Linked DNA regions of Homo sapiens: region 1 is linked to region 2. Evidence: chromatin contacts called from ENCODE Hi-C or POLR2A ChIA-PET data. All regions are on one chromosome and are shown on one strand. Each heading gives the region's core, a stretch centred on a gene start or an enhancer-like site at or near the end of the contact. The rest is flanking DNA. Distances are from core to core; before and after follow the strand shown.

The links. Hi-C counts contacts between places; a loop is a spot of excess contacts on that map. ChIA-PET counts read pairs that join two places held with the same protein, here RNA polymerase II (POLR2A).
Region 1: a loop to region 2 is called in a map of posterior vena cava, with 24 times the contacts of the local background. The contact joins the promoter of CDK5RAP1 here to the promoter of BCL2L1 in region 2. A Hi-C loop is called at or near these places in 1 of 168 maps with a recorded cell type or tissue (posterior vena cava). POLR2A ChIA-PET finds 5 or more read pairs at or near these places in 1 of 52 experiments (WTC11).

The regions. Positions count from the first base shown.
Region 1 is chr20:33,399,992-33,404,366 of GRCh38, forward strand. It overlaps CDK5RAP1 (CDK5RAP1 mitochondrial tRNA methylthiotransferase), which reads right to left and starts at 1,528. Exons shown (of 14, transcript NM_016408.4): 1 at 1,437-1,528. LOC124904889 (a long non-coding RNA gene) reads left to right here and starts at 1,591. Exons shown (of 2, transcript XR_007067567.1): 1 at 1,591-1,684. RefSeq lists enhancers at 1,239-1,328, 1,469-1,668.
Region 2 is chr20:31,721,449-31,726,062 of GRCh38, forward strand. It overlaps BCL2L1 (BCL2 like 1), which reads right to left and starts at 1,420. Exons shown (of 3, transcript NM_138578.3): 1 at 1,170-1,420; 2 at 207-900. The coding sequence starts at 770. RefSeq lists enhancers at 1,039-1,794, 1,729-1,788, 1,795-2,549, 2,319-2,518 and silencers at 1,159-1,278, 1,329-1,438, 1,338-1,632, 1,839-2,288.

The sequences.
Region 1 (4,375 bases), core at 278-2,777, 1.7 Mb after region 2:
TGAGATTGCGCCACCACACTCCAGCCTGGGCAACAGAGAGAGAGAGAACTTGTCTCAAAAAAAAGGAAATGGAATGCACAAACTAGATGCCTTGCATATACGCAGTTCACAATAGGGTTTGTGTTCCTGAGAAACTAATTCCGTGGCCAATCTGACGGGAGGCAGAGCTCAGGCAGTAATGCCAGCTTTGCTGCTCACCTCCTGCTGTGCAACCCGGTTCCTCACAGGCCACAGACAGGTACCATTCTACCACCTAGGGTTAGGGGAACCCTGCTATACACGTGTAAAGAGCAGATGTGGCCCATTACCTTTCCAATGAGATGACCTGCCACATCTGCTACTAGCACTTAGGAGCAATGCCAACCCAGTTTCAAGAGTCAGAGAAGAACAGCCTTAAAGTGTGAACTTTAAAATCGCCCCTTTCTACTCCATAATTGCTGTGTGACCTTTGGCAAGACAAATTTCTGTCTCTGAGCCGCCAATTCCACATGTGTAAAATAAGGATAAAAGCAGCACCTACCACCCCATAAGTGTTATTAAGAATAAGATATTAAAAACCCAACTTGAGATACAGTAAGCGTTCACTAACTGCACATTTACAGCCCACACCCCCTTTCACAGAGAGTATTAGAGCATCCTGGTTAAGAGTATGAACTCCACTAAAAATACAAAACTTAGCCGGGTGTGGTGGTATGCGCCTGTAATCCTAGCTACCCAGGAGGCTGAGGCAGGAGAATCGCTGGAACTCGCGGGGCAGGGGCTACAGTGAGCCGAGATCGCGTCACTGCACTCCAGCCTGGGCGACAGAGCAAGACTCCCGTCTCAAGAAAAAAAAAGTATGGACCCTGGAGTCAGAATCTGACCCCACTGCTGCCAAGCCAGCTAAACCTTAGGCACCTGTCTTAAACTCTGGGAGCCTCTAGATGGGGATAATAGCACCTATCTCCATAAGCCTACCGTAGGATCAAATGCAATAATACAAGCAAAATGCTTTGCATAACGCAATGTAGAAGCCTCTCTGGAGGCTCGAAATTAATTCTGACAGTCGGCAATGAGGCTGGAACAACAGCGTACAACATCCCAAACATTTTATTGGCTGGTTACAATGCGTTAGGCATGGTGCAAAGCATTTTCCGCGAATTATTACCTATAACCCTCATAGCAACCCTGTGAGGCAGGCTGTACTGTCAACCCCACTTCACGGGTGGCGAAGCGAAGCCTTGAAAGAAGTGGAGGTGACCTGTCCAAGGTCACACGGGGTTAGGCGGCGGGGTTAGGGTACGAACCCCTACAGCCTGACGCCAGGCCCCACGCCATAACCACCGTGCCATCCTCCCTCTTGAACACCGTGCGCTTCCCGGGATCCGCGGCCCCTCCTGCCCCAGGCGCCAGTCAAAAGCGGGTGCGCAGCCCACCCCGGCGGCCGCGCTGCTCACCTCCCGCAGCAGCAACAGTGCCCGGGGTCCCGCAGCGTAAGTTCTGCCGGCAAGTCGGATCCCCTCACAGGTCCGCCGCTGCGTTCATACACAAGCGACTTCCGTTCCGCCGCTACTTCAGGCCGGGTCATGCTAACGGAAGTGCTTCCTTTTTACAGTCCGGGTGGACCCAAAGCTCCGTGGCGGTGCTGAACTTTAGGGCAGCCACTAGCCACGGACTTAAGCGGCAATTGAGCTCCTCAAAGTGGGTGAGTGCAAATCAAATGTGCGCTAAATGTCAGATACACTGGATGTGGAAGAAGAAATGTCAAATAGTGTCAAATAGTTCATATATATAATGTTTATATTGATTATGTGCTGCAATAATTGTTGGGATATATTGGATTAAATAAGTACATTTGTTGAATTAGTTTTTTTTATTTGTAGCTATGGTGGTAGAAATATTTGAATTAAGTTCACCTGTTGTTTCTTTTTACTTTTTCAATGTGGCTAGCAGGGGGAAAAATAATATGGTGTGATCATGGCTCACTGCAGCTTCCGCCTCCCATGCTAAAGCAATCCTCCCACCTCACACTCCCAAGTGGCTGGGACTACAGGCAGGCGCCACCACGCCCAGCTAAAATTTTTTTAATTTTTTTGTAGAGACCGGTCTCCCCATGTTGCCCAGGCTGGTCTCAAACTCCTACCTAGGCGCAAGCCATCCTCCCACCTTGGCCTCCCAAAGTGCTGGGATTGTAGGCATGAGCCACCGTGTCCGGTCCTTACTGGGAAATTTTAAGTCACCTAAGAGGTTCACGCTCTATTTCTATTGGAGGGTGCTGCCCTGTAGGTTAATGACTTCCTGATTCACATCTCCAGCTGGACCCTCCCTGCAGTACCAGAGCCATAGCTCAGCTGCCTACTTGACACCCCTTCTTGAGTGTCTGATGACCATCTCTAACTTATACAGAACTCTTCATTTCCACACATGCACCTTCACCAAAAACCTGTACCTGTCATTCTGGCCCATCTCAGTAAATGGCCCAACCATCCTTCCAGGTGCACTAGGAGGAACTGAATGGTCATTTTCTTCACCTCCCTGGATCCCCACATTCTATCTGTCAGTAAGCCCTGTCAACTCTAACTCCAAAATGTCAAATCTGTCTACTCGGTAGCTACAACTACCCAGGCCACCATTGTCTCATCAGAAACAATCACAGTAGCCTGCTAATGGTCACCTTGTCTCCTGAGAACAGTTTCCCACACATAGCCTAAGGGAATTTGTGTTTGTTTTATTAAATCAAATTATATCACCCCTCTCCTGAAAACTCTCCGTGGCAGGCCGGGCGTGGTGGCTCACATCTGTAATCCCAGCACTTTGGGAGGCCAAGATGGGCAGATTGCTTGAGCCCAGGAGTTCTAGACTAGCCTGAGCAACATGATAAAACCCCATCTCTACAAAAAACACAAAAATTACCCCGGCATGGTGGTGGGTACCTGTGGTCCCAGCTACTCAGAAGGCTGAGGCAGGGAGGATTGCTTGAGCCAGGGAAGTTGAGGCGGCAGTGAACCATGACCTCAACACTGCACTCCAGCCTGGGTACCAGAATGAGACCATGTCTTGAAAAAGAAAAAAACAAAAACAGCCGGGCACGGTGGCTTATGCCTGTAATCCCAGCACTTTGGGAGGCTGAGGTGGGTGGATCATGAGGTCAGGAATTCGAGACCAGCCTGGCCAATATGGTAAAACCCCGTCTCTACTAAAAATAAAAAATAAAAAATAGCTGGGCATGGTGCCGCGTGCCTGTAGTCCCAGCTACTCGGGAGGCTGAGGCAGGACAATTGCTTGAACCCAGGAAGCGGAGATTGCAGTGAGCCAAGATCGAGCCACTGCACTCCAGCCTGGGCGACAGAGCAAGACTCCATCTCAAAAAAAAAAAAAAAAAGAAAAGAAAAGAAAAAAACAAAAACAAAAAGCTTAAGAGCTTTCCATTGCCCGTGCAATAAAATCCAGATTTCCTACTGTATCCTAGGGGCCTGCATGATGTGGCCCCTGCTTTTTTTTTTTGAGACGACGTCTCACTCACTCTGTCGCCCAGGCTGGAGTGCAGTAGTGCAATCTCGGCTCACTGCAACATCCGCCTCCCAGGTTAAAGCGACTCTCCTGCCTCAGCCTCCCGAGTAGCTGGGATTACAGGCGTGCACCACCACGTCAAACTAATTTTTGTATTTTTAGTAGAGCAGGGTTTCACCATGTTGGCCAGATTGGTCTCAAACTCCTGGCCTCAAGTGATCCGCCCACCTCGACCTCCTAAAGTGCTAGGATTAGAGGCGAGCACCACCACGCCCGGCTGATTTTTGTTTTTACTAGAGATGGGTTTTCGCCATGTTGGCCAGGCTGGTCTCAAACTCCTGGCCTCAAGTGATCCTCCCACCTCAGCCTGCCAAAGTGCTGGAATTACAAGCATGAGCCACCATGTCTGGCCCCCTGCTTACTTTTACTTCTCCAACCCATGTACTTCTTACCACTTACTTCTCCTACTGTGTTCTTTCTAGTTGACTATACTTCAACTACATAATTTTATCTTGCTCCTTCAATAACCCAAGCAAATGTTTATTTCAGACCCTCTGTCCTTTTTTTTTTTTCTTTTCTTTTTTGAGACGGAGTCTTGCTCTGTTACCCAGGCTGGAGTGCAATGGCGTGATGTTGGCTCACTACAACCTCCACCTCTCGGGTTCAAGCAATTATCCTGCCACAGCCTCCCAAGTAGCTAGGATTACAGGCACGCAACACCATGCCCACAGAGCTTCTCTTCTTACTATTATCTTTCTGGAATGCTCTTCTCCAAAATTGTTTCGTGGCTGGCCCCTTCTCATCCTTTAGGTCTCAGCATAAATATCAGCTCTTCAGAGAGACCCTCTCTGACCACTTCATATAAACTACTCTATCACTTCTCTTA
Region 2 (4,614 bases), core at 170-2,669:
AAAGATGCCTGATCTCTGAAGCACAGGGTCATTTGTATTTCCAAGGAGTTAACCTCTTGTGGTGAAATGAGGCCAGTCAGGTTTCCTCAACTATCAACGTCTCCAACAATCACCCAACACAACAGAAAGAGATACAGAAGAAGGGCTGTTGGGGATCTCTGACCAGAGGCCAAAGAAAAGGGACACACAAGGGGCTTGGTTCTTACCCAGCCGCCGTTCTCCTGGATCCAAGGCTCTAGGTGGTCATTCAGGTAAGTGGCCATCCAAGCTGCGATCCGACTCACCAATACCTGCATCTCCTTGTCTACGCTTTCCACGCACAGTGCCCCGCCGAAGGAGAAAAAGGCCACAATGCGACCCCAGTTTACCCCATCCCGGAAGAGTTCATTCACTACCTGTTCAAAGCTCTGATATGCTGTCCCTGGGGTGATGTGGAGCTGGGATGTCAGGTCACTGAATGCCCGCCGGTACCGCAGTTCAAACTCGTCGCCTGCCTCCCTCAGCGCTTGCTTTACTGCTGCCATGGGGATCACCTCCCGGGCATCCAAACTGCTGCTGTGGCCAGTGGCTCCATTCACCGCGGGGCTGTCTGCCAGGTGCCAGGATGGGTTGCCATTGATGGCACTGGGGGTCTCCATCTCCGATTCAGTCCCTTCTGGGGCCTCAGTCCTGTTCTCTTCCACATCACTAAACTGACTCCAGCTGTATCCTTTCTGGGAAAGCTTGTAGGAGAGAAAGTCAACCACCAGCTCCCGGTTGCTCTGAGACATTTTTATAATAGGGATGGGCTCAACCAGTCCATTGTCCAAAACACCTGCTCACTCACTGAGTCTCGTCTCTGGTTAGTGATTCTCTTCTAAGATCCAAAGCCAAGATAAGATTCTGAAGGGAGAGAAAGAGCTTCAGGAAAAAAAAATAATTAATATGCATGCCATTTACCCTAAAAATTCCATTCCCCCTCCAGGTACCAGAACTGGTTTCTTTGTGGGTCTTACGAAGGTCTGGGTCTAGGTTCCAAGATACTTCACTTAAGTCAAATCGAAAGCACCAGTGGACTCTGAATCTCCCACCAGCCTTTTCTACCCCCGTCTTCTCCGAAATGCCTTCCTCGGAAAGTCACTCCCTGGGCAGTCCCCCCCGCCCCACTCCCGCTCCCCCGCACCACCTACATTCAAATCCGCCTTAGGCAAAGGCAGGCAGGTGCAGCCCCCGGAAGATCTTTTGTATCACAGGTCGGGAGAGGAGGTGGCTGCGGGGATGCCGGTAACTCAGCCGGCCTCGCGGTGGCTGGCAAAAAAACCAGCTCCGGCCGGAGGGATCATGCGACCCGGCAGGCTGGGAGCCCAGAAGGCGACACAGGAATTGCGAAGCTCAGGAACCAGCCCCCTCGCTTGCTTCCTCCTCCATCGCCCGGATCGAGGGCGGCCGCTCCGCAGCCGCGGCCTCCTGCCACCCGGGAGCCCAGCCCCCTCTCTCTTGCACGCCCCTTGGCTCTCCGCCTCCTACTGGGAGCCAGGAGTACTCTCCCGGAGGTGGCTGGTATGGATTTAGTTGGTTTTTGTTTTTCTTTTTTCTATTTAAGCACCAGCCCAGGGTGAGGTGGAGGCGTCCGAAACCCTAAAGGGACTTCTCAATGGGGTTCAAGGTTTCAGTGAGGGACGCAGGGAGGGGGAAACTGCCTCAGATCTGCAATCTGACTTTGGGAAGGCCACCCCCAGGCCTGTCTGTGATGTTGAAGGCCGGAGACCCCCAACAAATGCCGCTGGTTTGCTCTGAATTCCCCAAAGGCCCAGAACGTGGCAGTTGGGGATTGCCGGGTCCTCCATTCCCCGCCCGGACACAATGGCCGCCGGCGCCCTGCACAAAGACTGGGTGAGGGTGAGGCGCTGGGCCTCTCCTCAGGTCAGGAAGAGGGGTCGAGGCCTGCTCGACGGCCCCACAGCTGAGACCACGTTTTCCTGGGGACAGGCCCAAAGTGGCTTTCTGGCGCCCCCGGGAGGGCTCCGGGGCCGGGGGCTGCACCTCTCCGGAGCCCAGGGTGGGCCGGCTGCGGCCTAGCGGCTTCTCGAGCTCACTAGGCCGGGTACCCGCCGAGCCACCGCCCCGTTGCTAGGCAACCGCCCTCCCCCGGGGGCGCCCCCTAGACCTTCCTGAGAGGAGGGGCCTCGCCCCCGGCGGTCCGCCCCAGCGCAGCCAATCAGCGAGCCCAGCCGGCACGGAAGCGGGACGGCGAAGGCTCCTATTGGGCGCAACGGCTGTCACGCACAGGGGAGGCGGCGCTCTCACCTGCGAGCCCCGCGAGCCGTGGGGGGCCACATCCCCCTTCATCGGCCCGGTAGCTTCCAGACGCAAGAGCTCTTCGCGGCCGAGTTCCGCGCCGCGGACCCGGGCCGGCCTACCTGGCTGCCGGCCTACCTGGCTGACTGCTCGCGCCGTCTCTCCCGAACAAGCCGGCCTCAGTTTCCCCTGAAGAGACAGGGGAACTTGCAAGCTCAGTCACTTCCGGTGCCGCGGCAACGCGCGCGAGCCCGAGACGCAAAGGGAGTGCGCGCCTTGAGTGACTGGCATCAGGACCGGGGAGAGATCGCCCCCTCGCGGTAGATCTGGGGAATCGGGAGGCGCAAAAAATCAACATTTATAATCACATTTCCATTTATTCATTCAGTCAGTCAGTCAGTCACTCATCAGTCAATCAGCCTATTTCATCCGTCCGTCAGTTTATATATAGAAGAAGCATCGCCTTGTGGTTAAGCACTTTGTCTGGATTCTAACTCTGCTAGTTAGGCAAGTTTCTCAACTGCTCTGTGCTTCAATGTCCTCAATTGTAAAATGGGTAATAGTACCAACCTCTCTCGTTGAGCTATTGTGATGATTAAGAGAGTTATTAATTGTAAACTCCATAGGACAGGCCGGGCGCGGTGGCTCACGCCCGTAATCCCAGCACTTTGGGAGGCCGAGGCGGGCGGATCACCTGAGGTTAGGAGTTCAAGACCAGCGTGGCCAATGTGGTGAAACCCCGTCTCTACTAAAAATACAAAAAATTAGCTGGGCGTGGTGGCGCATGCCTGTAATCCCAGCTACTCGGGAGGCTGAGGCAGCAGACTCGCTTACAGGAGAATCGTTTACAGGCGTGAGCCACCGCGCCCCGCCAATTTCCTTACACCCTGAACCACACAGTGTGTTATCAAATGTTTTATCCTTGCCAATTAGATGGGTAAAAACCGAAGGCACTTTCATATTTCTTTTTTTATTATGAATGAAGTTGAGCAATTTGTCATATTTTTTAGTCTTTCTTTGGAGGGTGGTGGATCTTGTATTGGTGAATTTTCTTCATATTGTTTACCCCTTTTTCAGGTGGTCTTTCTGTTGAACTCTTTCCTCATTTTTTTTTTTTTTTTTGTTATTGTTGTTTGTTCGAGATGGAGTCTTGCTCTGTTGCACAGGCTGGAGTGCAGTGGTGCTATCTTGGCTCACTGTAAACTCTGCCCGCCAGGTTCAAGTGATTGTCCTGCCTCAGCCTCCCTAGTATCTGGGACTACAGGTACACACCACCACGCCCGGCTAATTTTTGTATTTTTAGTAGAGACAGGGTTTCACCATTTTGGCCAGGCTGGTCTCAAACTGCTGACCTCAGGTGATCCGACTGCCTCAGCCTCCCAAAGTGCTGGGATTACAGACATGAGCCACCGTGCCCGGCCTTTTTTTTTTTTTTTTTTTTGAGACAGGGTATGTCACCCAGCCTGCAGTGCAATGGTGTGATCTCAGCTCACAGCAGCCTCGACCTCCCCATCCCAGGTGATCCTCCCACCTCAGCCTCCCCAGTAGTTGTGAATACAGGCTCGCACCTCCACACCCAGCTAATTTTTGTATTTTTTGTAGAGAATGGAGTTTCCCCATGTTGCCCAGGCTGGTCTCAAACTCCTGGGCTCAAGTGATCTGTCTATGTCGGCCTCCCAAAGTCCTGGAATTACAGGCATTAGCCACCACACCTGGCTCTGATTTACATTTTTTTTGCTGTTTTTCGAGATGGAGTCTTGCTCTGTCACCCAAGCTGGAGTGCGGTGGTGCGATCTCGGCTCACTGCAGCCTTCGCCTCCTGGGTTCAAGTGATTCTCCTGCCTCAGCCTCCTGAGTAGCTGGGATTACAGGCACCTGCCACCACGCCCGGCTAATTTTTGTATTTTTAGTAGAGACGGGGTTTCACCAGTTGGTCAGGCTAGTCTCGAACTCCTGACCTCGTGATCCGCCCACCTTGGCCTCCCAAAGTGCTGGGATTACAGGTGTGAGCCAGCGCGCCCGGTCTGATTTACATTTTTGAACCTATGGTGCCACAATTATCTCAATGTGAAAACTATCATTATGGAAGCCTCAGTGTGCTTTGGGAGCCCAGCAGAGGGCAGATAAACTCTGTCCACAGATAGGGGCTTTACTGAACTGGCCCTCAAAAGAATAGAATTTTGCTTGGGTGAGAAAGGATGTAGGAGCATTTTAAGCAGAAGATATTGCTTGAGCGAAGGCCTGGCAGCCCAGCGTGAGAGCCCATGGTGTCCTGGAAATAAATTGGGATGGCTGAGGGGAGTGGTGGAGAGGGGATGGAATATAAATGTGTATCCA